Linked DNA regions of Homo sapiens: region 1 is linked to region 2. The links are chromatin loops, found by intact Hi-C in ENCODE. Cell type or tissue: dorsolateral prefrontal cortex. All regions are shown on one strand. Links, peaks and the distances in the headings refer to the core of each region. The heading gives the core; the rest is flanking DNA. Region 1 overlaps C10orf90 (chromosome 10 open reading frame 90). Region 2 overlaps C10orf90 (chromosome 10 open reading frame 90).

What was found. A loop is a pair of places that touch in the nucleus more often than their neighbours do. Peaks named below come from ENCODE experiments on the same cell type or tissue, not always from the same donor. Only the 100,000 strongest peaks of a DNase experiment are listed, where the experiment ranks them.
Region 1: it touches region 2 in a loop (4-fold over the local background); 5 of 110 quality-filtered maps call a loop at or near these places.

The regions. Positions count from the first base shown.
Region 1 is chr10:126,557,855-126,566,300 of GRCh38, reverse strand. The region is part of intron 2 of C10orf90 (chromosome 10 open reading frame 90); the gene reads left to right. Among named protein-coding and RNA genes, the nearest start is that of C10orf90, 110 kb to the left of the region's middle. RefSeq lists an enhancer at 4,184-4,940. In dorsolateral prefrontal cortex, for the core only: no CTCF peak of the experiment used is centred there; a DNase peak (open chromatin) is centred at 4,540; H3K4me3 peaks cover 1,531 bases; H3K27ac peaks cover 2,500 bases.
Region 2 is chr10:126,658,563-126,667,008 of GRCh38, reverse strand. The region is part of intron 1 of C10orf90 (chromosome 10 open reading frame 90); the gene reads left to right. Among named protein-coding and RNA genes, the nearest start is that of C10orf90, 7.9 kb to the left of the region's middle. In dorsolateral prefrontal cortex, for the core only: CTCF peaks have their summits at 3,202 and 3,403; a DNase peak (open chromatin) is centred at 3,448; H3K4me3 peaks cover 1,798 bases; H3K27ac peaks cover 2,500 bases.

The DNA of each region.
Region 1 (8,446 bases), core at 3,174-5,673, 100 kb after region 2:
TCGCTTACTTTGAAAACTAATAACATCACGTGTTGGCTTACTGTCTTTCAATCATAGCTACCTCCATTTGATCCATTCTATAACCCCATCTGTAAGTATCATGATCGTGAATGTTTAGAAGGTGAGGAGACCAAATTGGATCAGGTGAAATAATTTATCCAAGGTTATCCTTGCATAAATGCCAGGCTTTCTGGCTTCAGAGCCTGCCTGTCAGTCCTACACCTGGCTGGGCAATGAGCCCACTCACAGGACTATAGTGGAAAATTCATAACTAATGACAATAGGGTAGTCTGAAAATAGCCAGAGCTGCACACAGGAAAATGATCTTCTTTGTGAATATGGAAATGATAAGGGGACGTGGAGGAGCGCTATTTGGGCTAACCATCATGTCTTCAGTGGCCAGTAACATGCTGTTAGGTGCATTTGCTTGCATGTGCAGCACAGCATCTGAGAGGTGGTTCACTCAGTCTCAAAACAGCGGGTGGAGGATGCTGCGACCAGCATCTGGAGCTTTGAGAGAGGAATGTGGCCACTGGGCCACATCAAAGGCTGATGAGACTCTGCTCCCCTCCTGGATGGAGAGTTCTTGCATGGGGATGGCCTCTTTTCATCCTTTGTTTTCTGTTTCCAATTTGTTCAAACAACAAGGAGCTTTGAAGTTCCTTAAGCTACCACAAGTGCAGAGCCTGGACCGCAGAGTGCGAAGTTTCTCGTTTCACTGGAAACGTGCCAGTTTTCCAGATGCTAATAATGAAGGGCATTTTTAAAAAGCAGAGCTCGGTGTTCTACAAGTGCCTTGTTTTTAGGGAGGGTGACAGCAAATTGACTGATGCACAAGTTTGTGTGTGTGTGTGTGTGTGTGTATAATATATATAATATATATAATATATATTATATATAATATAATATATATAATATATATTATTATATAAAATAATATATATTATATATTATATATTATATATAATATAAATATATAATATATATAATATAATATATAATATAAATATATAATATATAATATAATATATAATATAAATATATAATATAATAAATATTATATTACATAATATGTAATATAAAAATTATATTACATAATATGTAATATAAATATTATATTACATAATATGTAATATAAATATTATATTACATATTTAATATTATATTTATATTATATATTATATAATATATATTTTATATATTATATAATATATATTTTATATATTATATATAATATATATTTTATATATTATATATTATATATTTTATATAATATATAATATATATTATATATATTATATATAATATATATTTTATATTTTATATATTATATATATTTTATATTTTATATATTATATATATTTTATATTTTATATATTATATATAATATATATTTTATATATTATATATAATATATTTTATATATTATATATAATATATATTTTATATAATATATAATATATATATAGAGAGAGAGAGTCTTATTCCTAAACTTGTAATTGAGTCATGCAAAGAGGTCTTCATTTCAGTCTTTAATTGGACGCCTTCAGGAGGGTGGGGATGAGTGAAGGACACTCAGTAGTCAGGCCACACATATGTAGGAGGCAGAGAGAAGGAAGCCCAAAGCCAGTCGTGTGTCTGGGTGGCTGTGGAGCAAGGCTGGCCACTTCCACATGAGATGGAGGAGGTTGCTATGGTTTCAATCTGGGAACTTCTCCAGGCTGCAAAAGGTGGGCCCTTTCTTTGCTGTTGAAGGCAAGGTTCACACTGGGTGGGCGCCAGGACACAAACTCCAGGGACTCGGGCTACATGCTGCTTGGATGAGACTATGGCCTCCTCTGAGAGCCAAGCTGTTTGTTCCTTGAAGGTTTGCAGGCTTGGCTGTTGGTTTGTGTTTGCAATGGAAGGAGGATGGCACCCACAGTGGGACTTTGCTGCTGCTGCCTTTGGGACCCAGGTTAGAGTCACCACTTCTAGACCCTCTTCTGTGCTCACCACAACCTGGTGGGCTGGGTCTCCATTCTTGATGTTCATCTGGATGGTTACAAAGCCCACAGAGACTAAAATGCTCAGCGTGGAGAGGAAAGTTGCTGCTGACATTTTGGCATATGCTTCTCCGGATTTCTTCCGAGCCTGCAGATCTACAGGGCCTGTGGTCTAGAGCCCTGTTCCTGGTCCATGTCTCCCCAAGCAGACAGATAGCGAGTGGGAGCCATTTGCAATGTCTGGAGACATTTGTGGTTTTCACACCTGGGGTGGGATGGGGACTACGGGCATCCAGTGGGTGGAGGCCACGGATGCTGCTAACTTCCCACAAGGCACAGGACAGCCCTCATGCAGAGACTGCTCTGGCCCCAGGGGTCAGCAGTGCTGAGATTGAGAACGCCTGTTCTCAGCTTCCGTGGTCATGGCCTTTACTCATCTGGCCCTGCACAGGACTGTGAGCCACTTGAAGGCAGGGCTGCTACTGGCTGATCCTCGGTCGGTGTTGGTTAATGAGTGCAGGATGTCCATCAGCTGCCGCCGCCAATTCCTCTGGCCTCAGGACCAAATAGTTTCACAGTGGGCAAATGAGCAAACGCTGGAGGCAGGATACCATGGGTTGTGTTCCTATGTTTAGTGCTCACAGATCCCTTTGCTGAGCAGGCAGACAGGATATTTGCTCATCATAGCCACCTCTATCACAGCCATCAATGTGGATTGGGCTCACGGCCACCAGGTGGTCCACACATTTTCACACAAATAATCCCCTTGAATCCTCACACAAACCCTCTAAGGATTTGACTGTGATTGTCCTTTTGTTATAGATAGAAAAACAGGCTCCAGAGGTCAGAGCCCTTCTTTCCCACGCTGCACACCCAGTGACCACAGGAGCTTTGCATGTGGCCATTTATGGCTCTGGTTAAACCCTGATCAAGCTAAGGCAGGGCTTGGCCTGGGCTGCCCAGGATCTATTTCACTGCATCTTGGGGGTAAAAGCTGGGGTCTCAAGGCTCATTCTGTCACAGGCCAGATGCGGTGTGAGGGTGGGGGTGGCAGGCGTGCGGTGGACGAGTGGCCCCTCTTTAGCCCCACGCTACTGCAGTGCCAATGAACTCCCCTCTTGGGGCCCAAGGCAGTGAGTGGACGTGCCCAGCATGTGCTGGTCACTTTAAACAACAACCAGCTGGAGTGCGGGTGGGGAATTTTGCCCCGAGTTGTAGCATTTGCCACTTTCTGTGGTGTAAATACTCCGGGGCTGGTTTCAAGTCATCAATGTGACATCATGTGCATGTGTGATGTCACCTGCACAGCCATGGAAAGCAATGTACGTGGGTCCCTCCGCCCAGCCCATGAGAGTGGGTGGCAGCATGCCACTGCCGGTGGCTGGGAGAAGTGAGTTCAGTCAGACACCCTTCCTCTGGGAATCTTGGTCTCTGCGCTGTGTGCGAGTGCAGCCTCAGGTTGGCAGATGGGGTTATGTGCATTTGGTAAATTGTGAAAGAAGGGGCTCGCCTGATGGTTTTACTGTCCTGGTTGGGGAGCTCTGGCAGGCTCTGCTCCCTGGATATTGCTGACTGTCAGGTGGGTTATAGGCCTCTTAGCAGCAGGCTATAGGAGAATTGTCTGTAACCACACAACTGGTGCCCATTAAAACTGATTGTGCCTTCAGAATCCAAAATAGTCCTATCCCAGGGAAGGGAGAGGAACTGCTCATTGAGCGTCTGCAGATTGCTCTGTGCCCGTTTGACAGGTGGGACAATCTGCATATCAGCAAGGTCACTTGGGCCACCCAGGGTGCCACAGGTAGCAATTAATGGAGACTGGATTTCCAGCTGGCTTGTCTGGGACTGTTCTGTCTCATGCTATCTGCAGGAATGAGGGATTCTGTTAAGAGGAATGTCTCATTGCCTGTGTGGTTAGCAGGTTCGTCTTGGTGAGGGAAGAAGGCAGAGTGTTGGTTGTGGATGTCCACTCTAGGGAGAGGCCCAGCCTTTGGACTTGGCTTCCATACAGTCTAAGGGAGGGCAGGGGGTAAGGGAGGGCAGGGGGTGGCTAGGCAAATCAGTTTGGATGTGGGAAGTTGGCAGATGCTAGCACGTGCACGCAGCAGTGAGATGAGGGCCGCATTCTCCCTCCATTAGGGACCCTCTGGGCCATGCTCATAGAGGTTCTGGATAAACTAACGCCGGCAGGAAGCTGCTGGGCCTGCAGTGGCCTCTGGGCAGCCTGTCGCCACTTGGGCAGAGGGGAGAGAACGCTGTCAGCACTTCAGCGGGAGGGCGGCACCCAGGACTCTCCAGCTGAGGTGCTGAAGCCAAAATGAACGCTTCATGTCAGGCCCAAGATCTTTCCTCAGTTTTCTAATTAGGAAGACCTTTCTGGTCATAGCTTTTGCATCTCTAATTCATCTCTCAGTGGGGGGTTCTTTCTAACTTAACTTCCAAATTTACACCTCTCCTCTCTTCCTGTGCTCCTGTCTGGAGGTGTTGACTGGCGCTCAGCAGGCCACCCGGGGCCCGGGGAAAGGGGCCTGCTCCCTCTGTGTCAGGCACACAACTGTCCACTGTTTGCCTGTCCTCTCTGTTCCCTGATTCTCTCTGCTTGGAATGCAGTCATTGTTTCTGTGAGAGAGTCCCTTGTTTAATTTGCAGCTGCAGTTCCAGGAGATGACATTTCTCAGTCACATCCAAACCTCATTGCACTGCGGACTTTCTGTGGCTCCTGCAGCACGGAGAGTGAAAATCTGCTTTCGTTTTTGTCATCGGAATTCCACAGTCCTCCAACCCGATTCTGGGAGCAAATTTTAATGAATTCAGCAGAAACTTGTGTAGCAGTGATAAAATGTAATTGCCTACAATTTCACACCCACAGTCTCCTCTGTGAGCTGCAGAATTTCAGCCAGCTTGCCGCTTTGCAATTTCATCTCCATGGAATCACTCTCTTCTAAGGTATTCAAGCCTCACGTGTGCTTGAATGAAATGTGTGGTGAATTTTCATCATGATACCAAGAGCAGAAGCAGTCAGCAGTGCTATTAAGATTAATTAGAGGTTGAGGGCCCACACTTTGGAAACAGCGGCAGGTTATGAATTATATTCTTGGTGTACTTTCTAAAGATTCTTCCAGAAGTCTCCTGATTTTTTTCCAGCTGTTATGGTACCTTTGGCTGCACATGGTGACTGAATTGTTTGTCCACTCTGACCACCTCTTTGCGAGCAGGTGGTAAAAACCAGTGACAGGAAGTGGAGGGATGCATTGTACTTGTGTCTTAAATTACCTGTGAGAGTTTGGTTTCATCCAAACAGCTAGAGGGATGTACTCCCAACATAGGCTTTGTAGGGTGAATAGATACTGTCCTAGAAGATCAGGTTCCCTGATTCTGTAAGACCTCTGAGCTAAGCATGTTTTCTACATTTAAAATGGATTAAAAGAAGCATAATCTTTTATGCCATGCAAAAATTATACAAAATCCACGTTTCAATGTCCAGAAATAAAATTCTGTTGGAATGCATCCACGCCCATTGGTTGACATATCATCCAGGGAAGGTCTCACACCATGGTGCAGAGTTGAGTAGCAGCAACAGAGACAGCATGGCCTGCAAAGCCTATGATATTGACTCTCTGGCCCTTTCAGAAGACGTTTGCTGACCTCTAGCACAGAAGAGCAGGCGTCTCCATGGGGATGGCTTTGGTTCCTCTGCCGTCACTAAAGAAGCACCGTGCTGGGGCTCTCTTAGTAGGGTTACATTTTCGATGATGCCCATGGGGTCATTCTGGTTTGAGACCTATGCCCTCCAATGGCCCTGAAGGCCATTGTGAGTCAGGACTGGACACAGTGACGAGGCTTCCTGGTGGTGGGACAGGACTGCCCATTAAGATGAAGTCTCAGGGCCTCCAACCATGCACCGTGCGCGTCGGCAGCTTATTATTCACCATTTATCACCGTGCCTCGAACCTTCAGCAAAGTGAGAAATAGTTTGCCAATGAAGTAAAGTGGAAAATTAATTTGGTTTTCCTCCTATTGCAAGTGAATGCTGAAATTAAAAATGAAGACTCGGATCACTGGTGTGTTTTCATCTTAGGCTGAGTCTTACCCACTTACAAATCACTGAGGTTGCGGGGATTATTTCCTTCTGAAAGTAATTCTTGCTGGCCAAGGGGAACTGTCTAGTGAGATTTGTTGGGGGGAACAATGGAGCAGTTGTATAGAAATATAATATTTATTGTTAAGAGCAGATATTATAAACTGAAAATGTATAACCTTCAGGCAGCCTACCTCCACATAAGCTGGCTCTTATGAGAGGAAAGGAAAGAGGCCTAGAACTTGAAACGGCCAAATATGCAGTTCTCCGCGGTGTCTAATTTCACATTATTTATCATTTATAATGTCATGCTGCATTTTCTCTGAAACTCTTGAGGGTCTAATTTCAGTAGAATTTCCGGCAAGTATTTTGAGCATGACTAGGAGCTGTTAGTAAACACTAGGAAAAAATATTCCTGACTTGCTTGCTGAAGGAAACCCTCTGAAATAAGCTGTTATATAAAGTATCCTGACTTGGCTGGTACTTATCACATAAGAACAAGGTGAGGTTTCTTGGTTGGTTTTTTAAATGATTAGGCTTCTGCTTAGAGATGGCAGAGATAATCCAGCTTCTCTGGTACCCATCTTCCGATCAATTCCACCAGCACTGACCTGTAGCAACCAGGCGGAGGCAGAAGGTGAAAGGAGAGGAGGGAGGGTCAGGGGTTGGTGGGGATGGATGGATCCATAGCCTCCTTAAGGCAGGTGGCTTTTCCTGGCTGCCTTCAGTCCTGCTCCCAGTGACAATTCTGAATATCACTGTAAGAGATATTCACTGCTGCAAACACAGAACTTGCCCTCGTCAACTGAGAAATGACAGATGAGAGCAAATGTTATTGATAGAAGGGATATCAGGTGTCCATAAAAAAGCTGAGCCATATGGGGCCCGCTGATGTAAGGAGAAACCCTTGACTGGATTTTACTATGTAAGAATAGGTGCTCATTATAACAGAGCATGCATGGAAACATGGAAATGCTGGAAACATCTGTATTGCTTACTTTAAAAATTTAAGGAAACATACAATAAGGAGTGACATTGAAAATATTTAACAACCACAGGGCATAGGCATTGGCCTATGAGGATAAATGTGGTTGTAAACAACACAGCCAGGTATATAAGAGAATATTGGCCAAATATCAGCTGGCATAGAATGGTTTTACAAAATGTTCCCTATAAATTACTACATGCAAGTATTTTTGGCACAAAGAGATGGACTTCAGTGATGTGGGAAAGCCACGTTCAGGGTACTGGCTTCTCAGTCATTCCAGTAATGAGATCATATTGCCCTTTAGCATTTCTAATGGTGTGTGGCCCTCACATTTCCCCAGGCAGCCTGATTCAGTCCATCCAGCATTTACCCAGCACTGCCAAGAGTGGGCACTGAGCTGGGCCCTGGGGATCCAGAGTACAAGGCACAGCCCTTGCTCTCTGGGAGCCCAACTCTGGTTGGGGAAGAAGAGAGACACATTACTAGTGGGTTAAATCATGACCTTGGATTCTTCATCCATGGCAGTAACATAGAAGTGTTCCAACAGTGTGAGTTTGACATGGGAGCCACAAATGGAACGGATGCTGAGGGCCACAGAGCAAGGAGCCCCACTCAGATGGGTGGAGGCTCAAGAAAGGCCTCCTGAGGCTTCTCAGCTCAGCTGAGCTGTGTCTTGAAGGACCCGTGGCTAACATTGCCCAGGCGAGGAAAGGCAGAACAAGCATACTCAGAGGAAACCATTGCAAGGTGAGGGGGTGCACAGCCCGCCTGCAGAATTTCAACAGCTCGTTAGTGCTGCGGTCTTAGGAGATGGCTGTGGTCTTAGGAGATGAGGCTGGCCAGGTGGGATCAGATCACAAGGAGAGTCTTGTATGTCATGCTTCGGGGTTTGGATTTCATCCTGAAGACAATGAGAAGTCACTGAAGGATTTTTAAAGTGGAGGGGAGGGGATTTGATCAGGTACAAGTTTCTGTTTTAAGAAAATCTTCTGACAATGAGGCTGGAGGCTGGTCTAGTTTCACCAGTAATGAAACTGGCAAAGTAATACAAGTATGAGATGATGGTAGCCTGGCCTGGGATATTAGCAGTTGGGATGAATGAAGGTGAACTTGGACTGAGGCAAGACAAAGAGAAAGCTGGGCAAATACAGCACCACAATATAGGCAAGAAAGGTGGGCTCCTGCTGTGAGGCCTGGAGAGTGAAGAGGATACTGCAGAGTCTGAGGGGCGTTAGGAGGGCTGCCAGCAGGACTGCATCATTGGCTGGGAGAGGAGTGGACTGGCGAATGCTTCCAGGTTCCTGACTCAACACCGTCACCCCCCAAGAGCAAAAACTTAGGAGGAGTCGGGAGGAGGCATGTGGAGGATGTTTCTCCCTTGCCCAACTCATCTCG
Region 2 (8,446 bases), core at 2,172-4,671:
GTAGAATCATAGTGAACTTTTTTTTTTTTGAGACAGGGTCTCACTCTGTCGCCCAGGCTGGAGTGCAGTGGCACGATCTTGGCTCACTGCAACCTCCGCCTCCCGGGTTCAAATGATTCTCCTGCCTCAGCCTCCTGAGTAGCTGGGATTACAAGCACCCGCCACCATGCCCGGCTAATTTTTTTTGTACTTTTAGTAGAGATGGGGTTTTACCATATTGGCCAGGCTGGTCTCGAACTCCTGACCTCATGATCCGCCCGCCTTGATCTCCCAAAGTGCTGGGATTACAGGTGTGAGCCACCGTGCCTGGCCTCATAGTGAACTTTTTAAAGAACTGCATATGCCTCTGGTGCAGCCATGGCCATTGTGACTCAGTGGGCCCAGAGCAGCGTGAAGGCATTGGCAATGACAAACAAGGAAGAACACTTACCAGGTGACTCCTTTCATCTCCCACACCCCTCCTCGTGCTCATGCTTTCCTCTACCTTCTTGAGCTGCTTTAAGGTCCTTGTCTCCTCATTTTATCAGCATCTGTTATTTCTGCATCATTTCTAGTGATTGATTTTCCTCCTGATTATGGGTCATGCTTCTTTGCACACTAGGTAATTTTAAAATTGAATTTTGGATATTGTGAATCTTACATTGTTTGGTGTTTGATTTTGTTAAGTTATTTGAAAACAGCTTGACCCTTTTGAGGCTTATTTTTTCGATTTGTTTGGGCTTGTTGAAATACCCTGGGGATATTTGGTAATGTCTGCAGACAGTTTGGTTGTGACAACCTTGGGGAAAATGCTACTGGTGGCTAATGGGTAGAGGCCAGAGATGCAGCTAATATTCTACAATGCACAGGGCAGTGCCACCTTCAACCCCGCAACAAAGAACTACCTAGCTGAAAATGTCCATGGTGTTGAGGCCTAGAAACCCTGATGTGGGCTAATTTAGTCCCAGTGTTACAACATGACCCTTCTGAGGACTCTACCTGATGTCTCATGTGTGACAAGGTGTTTGTACCTGGGCTGGCGGGAACCTAAATTGCTTCCAAATAGCTCCTGAATGATGTGACCTACCACTTTCTGGAAGTTCTTTTCTTGGTTTCAGGTATTTTTCTCTTGGGCAGGTGCAGATCAGTATTCAGGCAAAGACCTGGGAAGTTCCCTGCAGGCTGCTGGAATTCTCCTTTGCAGTTCTCCTCTTCCTAAATTCCAGCTACATTGGCCTCTCTAATTTCCGTCTCTACCTCCTCCACTCAGCAAAGACCCCAGGCTCAGCTGAGTTTCCCCTCCTAAGCTGCAGCCTGGACACTGCCTCCAGGTGGGGACAATTGTAGGACTCACCTCTCTTGTTTTCCTCCTCTCAGGGGTCATAGTGCTGCATTGCTTGTTGTTCAATATCTGGAAATCATTGTTTCCTAGCGGTTGTCTGGTTACTCTATCATGGCTGGAAGAAGAAGTCTCCCAGAGTGGTTTCAATATCCCACCATAGTTTGGAAACTTAGCTCTGGGCTTTGATGAATGTTTTCCAGTGGTTGGAGTACACCGTTCAGTCTTGTAAAATAAAAGCACTCAAGTTAAGTACTTGGGCTTCAAGAGAACTTGATTCAGGAAATAAAGAGGTCACTGAGACCAAACAGGAGGTAAAGCGAACATTTCCTTTCTTCTCACAGTTATCAAAAGGTGCAAAACAATTTTCCCTATTTCCAGACCAAGTTGAAGAGCTTAGCCAGATCAAAGCTTTTGGAGTCTCACCTTTCCCCCTGAAGTCCCGGCCTCCAAGCAGTATTTTTGCTGTGATGTGCTTATGGCTCTGACTGCAGTGAAGACTCTACCTCCAGCCTGAGGAGGGCTGAGAAAAGGCTGTTTCACAAAGGGCAATAAAGACTTCCATGAGCTCTGCCACTCTGCCAACAGGCTGGGAGCCCCTGCCTCACTCCTGTGCCTTGCCTGCTGTCTGGTGGGTGCTGGGGCTCCTCCTAGAAGCCTCAGCTCAGCCTCCACTGGCAATGGCTGATGGCCTCCATTCAAATGCAGACATGAGAAGTCCAAGAGCCAAGAGGGAAATGAAATGGCTGTACTTGGGTCTCAATGCTGCCCTGTCGCCATATTCTTCCAGCCCTCCCTGCACCTGTCAACTGGAGCTGCCTGTCAGAGGGCAAGGTCCTAAAGAGGTGTGAGGAGTTAGAGGTCTGAAGTCAGTTTTGTTGCATCAGGAGGCATATCTGAAATCTGGTGAGTGAGGTCTCCAATCTCGCTACAATGGACAGTATTTAATGAGAGGTCAAGTGTGAGCTGACCCAGGGCATTGGCAGCTAAGGCTTATAAGGTCTATCTGACATCATTTTGGTAAATTTCCACCAGGGAATTGGGAACTTGTGGGGAGACCATATCCACATTTCAGCCAAACTAAGGGAGAGAAGAGACGGCAGATGAAAGGTGGTGGTGTGGTTAAGAGAAAGAGCACCGGGTTGAGGCTGTCTGGGCTCTCACCAGCTAAGTGACCTTGGCAATTTTCTTCTCTTTGAGCCTAGTTTTCTCATCTGTGTTCATAGGAAAAATGATAATATCTGCCTTATAGCGTTGCTGGGGGCATTACAAGAGATAACCTATATAAAGGGTTAAGTCTTGGGGCTAGCATGGAGGCTGTACCCCGTGAAAGTGACACAGAGCCACGGCACCAAGAAGTGGCCCCTGGGTGCAGGCGAATTGTAACCAGTGATTTATGGGTGCTGCTGCTTTGTAAGCAGGTCTTGTTTAAATTGGGGCAAAACACTTCCTTTCCCTGCTTCCCCACACTCAGAGCGTCAGGTCACAGAGACTTATGACCTTCTATATTCTTGGCTCAGGGTAATCTCCATCCCCCAAGCAATTCAGAGATTAGTCATCAAATTGGCCAGGACCTGAATGCACAGTTTTCATTTAGAGCACGCCTACTCCTGGGGCCAGCTGCAAATTCCATCACGGACAAGAGACTCTTGAGAGTGTGAGTTCTTCCACACCTGATTCCCTCACGATAAAGCTAGGGCTAAGGTAGAAAGCATTAATGAGGCATTTTCGACATAAAATGGACCTCCCTAGGGGCAAGGATCTAAATGGGGTTTTACCATCTTATGGAAGATTGCATGGCCCTCACACCTTAGTGTACTTTAGAATCCTTAGAACTTTCTGAGAATTCAGACCCCTGGGTTCTGGGAGGGGTGGCATCCAGAAATCTATGTTTTTAAATAGGGTACTTGGTGGTTTTTTGCAGTTCTGAACCCATGATCTGCAAGTTCTAGACCAATATTTTCCAACCGCATGAACCCCAAAGGAAGTCACAAAAAAGCCAGCTGAATTGTCCATGTTAAGAAAACTGGTGTGTAGAAGGGCAGGGGGTGGGGGCAGATGTGAGTCAGAGAGGACAGTGTGGAAGCCAGGACCACTGCGTGCAAGGAGAGCTGAGAGACGGAGATGGAACAAAAGAGGCGGGTGTCAGCTGATTTCCTGAATTGCCTCATTGAAGCTCACCACAGCTGTGTGAGACACATGAGGCCTATTTTTCCAAAGAGAAAATTCTGTGAGGCCAGAGAGATGGTGCAGGCTGCACAGTGACACAGTTAGGAGCGGCGGAAGGAGGATTCCATCTATGTTACGTCTTCTTCTGCAGATTATACTTCTCACGTGGTGCTGGGTCGGGGGCAGCACATCTCCTGACAACAACAGCTAGAACCCAGGGAGGTTCAGAGCTAACTACAGAGAAAGTCAACTACACCAGGATCAAGTGATTAGGAGCAGTTATCATGCCCCTCTAAATCGGGTGCTCTTTCTCTTTCCTTCTGATTGAGACATTTGTCCCTCCGCAGCTTTCTCACTGATAACTTCCTTACAGTTCTGAGGACCACATGTGTTCTTACCACCCTCTGTTTTTGCCACTCTAGGTCCTCTTCCTCCTCTAGTGGAGCAGACAGATTAAAGAGGAAACACCTGGGCTGGCTCTTGTAACAAATATGTATTAAGGACCTACTGTGTGCCAGGAACTGTGGTAGGTGCCGGGGACACAGAGGACAAAGAGGCTTATCATCTGATCAAGGAGGCACCCATCCCAATGATGCCAGGCCAGGGTGTCTACCCAGATTGTGGATCCAGAGAACTCAGCAAGAATGCACGGAGGCACCCATCCCAATGATGCCAGGCCAGGGTGTCTACACAGATTGTGGATCCAGAGAACTCAGCAAGAATGCACGGAGGCACCCATCCCAATGATGCCAGGCCAGGGTGTCTACACAGATTGTGGATCCAGAGAACTCAGCAAGAATGCATGGAGGAGACCTCTGGGCACATTCTTTATGGAAGAGTGGGAGGTTTCCAGGCGTGGGGGGACAGAGAGAGTATAGGCAAATAGGGAAGGGGAGGACATTTTAGGCAGAAGGAATGGCAATTTCTGAACGGGGGCACAGGAAGGGAAAACCTAAACAGAACCCAGTAGTCTCTCTGAGCTGAGAAGACACAGGATGTGACTGTTATTTGCAAGGCACACTTCTTGAGAGGAAAAAAAACAGCTCCAGAAGTTTGCTTCAGGCCCTCTTAAGTCTGGCTGAAAATTAATCTGTGCTGTGTAGGGAGAAAGTCTCTATGACCAGACAGAGAAAACTGGCAAGGAAAGAACATCTTACTGGGGAGCTGTGAGATGAGCCTTTCTCAGCACTACCTCAGAGCCATGAATCATTCGGGTCCTTTACCACCTGGAATGTAGAGACCTCACTGAATACAGGGAAAATCACGTAGAGCCCCGAGGAGGGTCATGTCTTAGTAGTGCGGCTAAACTAGCCTCAGTAAAGGCTACCCTAGATCCACCCATAATAATTTTAAAACCAGTTGTTGAAATAATCAAGCCATTCCTCAAGTGGTTTAGCTGGCAAACAAAGTTCAACTTTTTTTTTTTTTAACAAGACTACAACAAAATCCAGCAAGCAATAATATAAAATTTACAATGTCTGTCATCCAATCAAAATTACTAAACATTCAAAGAATCCAGAGCATATGACTCATAACCAAGATAATACTGGTTAGTAAAAACAGATTCATTAATGATGCAAATGAGAGAATTAGCAAGCAATGATCTATTAAAAGGCTATTACAAATATTATAATTATATTGTTTGCCCTTTAAATTCAAGGATTTAAGAAAAGACATCACCATAATGGGGCAAGAAATAGATGATTTTTAAAAAAGAACTTCTTGATAAGAAAAAAATGACACTATCTAAAATGGAAATTTTACTGGGTGGGATTAACAGCAGATTGGATGCTGCAGAAGAAAAGATCAATGAACTTTCCAAAATGAAGACAAGAGAGAAAAAAAAAAAAAGAGAGAGAGAGCAAGAGTGAGATTCAGAGAGGGAGAGACAGCAAGAGAGAAAGAGCACTGTAAGATCTATCTGACATCATTTTGGTCAATTTCCATCAGGGAATTGGGAACTTGTGGGGAAACCATATCCACATTTCAGCCAAACCAAGGGAGAGAAGAGATGGCAGATGACAGGTGGTGGTGTGATTAAGAGAAAGAGCACTGGGTCGAGACTGTCTGGGTTCTTACTAGCTGAGTGACCTTGGCAATTTTCTTGTTCTCTTTGAGCCTAGTTTTCTCATCTGTATTCATATGAACAATGATAATATCTGCCTTATAGCGTTGCTGGGGGCATTAAAAGAGATAACCTATATAAAGGGTTGAGCCTTGGAATTGGCATGGAGGCTGTACCCCATGAAAATGAGTTGTTGTTGTTGTCCAAGTTTGAACATATGTTTTCCTGCCATCTCCAACTCTATCATAGAGCCATGGCACAAAGACGTGGCCCCTGGGTGCAGGCAAATTGTAACTAGTACTTTATGGATGCTGCTCCTGTGACCTGGAGGATGATATCAAGAAGCCCAACACACATATGATTAGATACACAGAAAGAATGTGGGGGAGGAGTGAGAAGAAAAAAGATTTGAAGAAATAATGGCTAAAAGTTTTCCAAGTTAATGACATTTGTGTCAAGCATACAATAGCAGAAGCCAGATTCTCAAGGTTGTCCCATGCCACGTTAAGTGTTTCCAAAATCATGGTCCACAGGGTTAACAGTAGGGGTTCTCCAGTCCAAGGGAAATGATCACCATGCACAAATTAACTGAAGCAGCTAGCTGCTGTACTTATGACTGAGATGATATCAATTTAAGGCAGGATCATGTATTGTGTCTGTTATGATTGGCTATTAGAAAAAGGAAAAAATCTGGCAGACACAATCTGTATTTGTTTTTTATTGCTGCCTAACAAATTATTACATACATAGCAGCTTAAAACAACACCATTGATTATTTGTAGATCAGAAGTCCTGGTGTAGGTTAGATGGCTTCTCTGATTAGGATGTCTTCAGGTTGAATCAAGGTGTCACCTGAGACTGTGATCTCTGAGGCTTTGGGATCCTCTTCCAAGATCACTGGTTCTTGGCAGAATTCAGTTCCTTGTGGCTACAGGGCTGAAGTCCCCATTTTCTTACTGGCTGTTAGCCAGAGACATTCTCAGCTTTTAGAGGACTGCTTCAGGTCCCTGTCTGAGGCTCTAGCCGTGGGCAGCTCACAATACGTTGTTTGCTTCTTCAAGGCCAGAAGGAGAATCTCTGCTACTTTGAATCTCTCTGACTTCTATAAAAGGCTCACCTGACTAGGTCAGGCCTGTCTGATATAATCTCCCTTTTGATTGACTCAATGTCAACTGATTAGTAGCCTTAATTATGTCAGTAAAACCCAACCCTTTTGCCATATAATGTAACTTAATCATGGATATGATAGCCCGTCATATTCATAGGATCTTTTCACCATCAAAGACAGGGGAACATGTAGGGCGTGTACACCAAGGGGAATCTTAAAAATCATCTGAGTATTTGGCCTGCCACACTATATTTTAAATTTTTGCATCTGTGGAGTAAAGGAAATAGAAGGAGCCCTTGGGATTGAAAGCACGTAGGTTGGAGTCTCTGTCTGGGAGCTCCATGAGGCAAAGTGCACATCATCTGCTCTAGCTCACCATGTGCCCCTGGCACCAGACCAGCACTCAGTAGACGTTTGTGGGATGCATTATGAACGAAGAAATGAATAAACAGAAGTGCATGCGGTATGTGTTAGATGAGCACCTGGGGCCAGGGTGCATGATGGTTGATTAGTCAGTGCATGTAAGAGATCTTCCTTGATTCAATACTTACATTAGTCTCTATTACAGATTCACTCATTTTTCAGTGATCACAGACAGACAGATGGACAAACAGGTAACAGCTCTAGTTTGTCCAAATGAAGCTAAAAATGAAGGTCACTTTGTATGATCAATGTTTTCATTAATCCAATTCCAAAAAGCAGAATTATTTAATTTCCTCTCTGTGAGTCTAATTTATATCTCTTCTCCATCTAGAAAGGACTTTGAGACAGCTCTAAAAATGAGTATCTTGGAAAATATCCCAAATTTAGGAATAATAACGTATTAGAGAAACCAATAGGGCCGAAGACAAATGGGAGAAATATTTTCTCAAAGTAAACAACACGTCGCTTGCTATTTTATGTCTAATGCAAGCAACCACCTCCCAGCAGAGTAGCCAGCAGCCAGGGGCAAGTGCATTGGCAACCAAGGGCCTATGTCAGGGCTCAGATGCCTCTGATTCAGCCCTCAATTTACAGAAAGTTCACAGATCCCCTTATTTTAGCCACAAATGCACTCAACTCCTCACTGATGCTTTCTGGAAACTGCCAGCTTCTCAGTGCATGGCTCTAGGTTGGCTGCCTCATATTGCGCTAGTTTTCAAGGCAGCCTGTTTGGTGGTGATGTCCTGGGTCAGCTGTGTGAAAGGGACTTGGCTATTGGATATGCAGAGAGGCTCAGAAGTGAATGGGAGATGCCGTGTGCTTATATCCTCACTGCTGATTGGAAGTAGGAAAGCTCTGTAGTTCCCAATGCGTGCAGCCACTGTGCTGGCTGTCAGATATACAGGAAAAGAAACCATGAAGACTCTGTGGAGTAGCTCCACAATAATGGCTATTTATTCAGGTTCAGCCTCTGCAATCTGGAGGAAGCTTGCGAAATGAAAATCTGATTCCCTTGTTTTAAAACTAGGGAAAGGGCTAGGAGCAATGGCTCACGCTTGTAATCTCAGCATTTTGGGAGGCTGAGGTGGGAGGATCATTTGAGCCCATTCAAGACTAGCCTGGGCAACATAGTGAGACCCCATTTCAATCAATCAATCAATCAATCAATCCATGAAAATCAAGGAAAATTGTCAGCAATGGTACTAAAATACAAATAATTTTCATTCTATTCTGTAGCCTGTCTCTTGACTTTTTTACAGTGTTTTAAATTTGCTATTTAATGGTGGTCTAAGTAAAAATTAAAATGTTAAATTATTATCACAAATTTTACTGTTCAGCTTTACATTGTGCAATGACAGTTTTA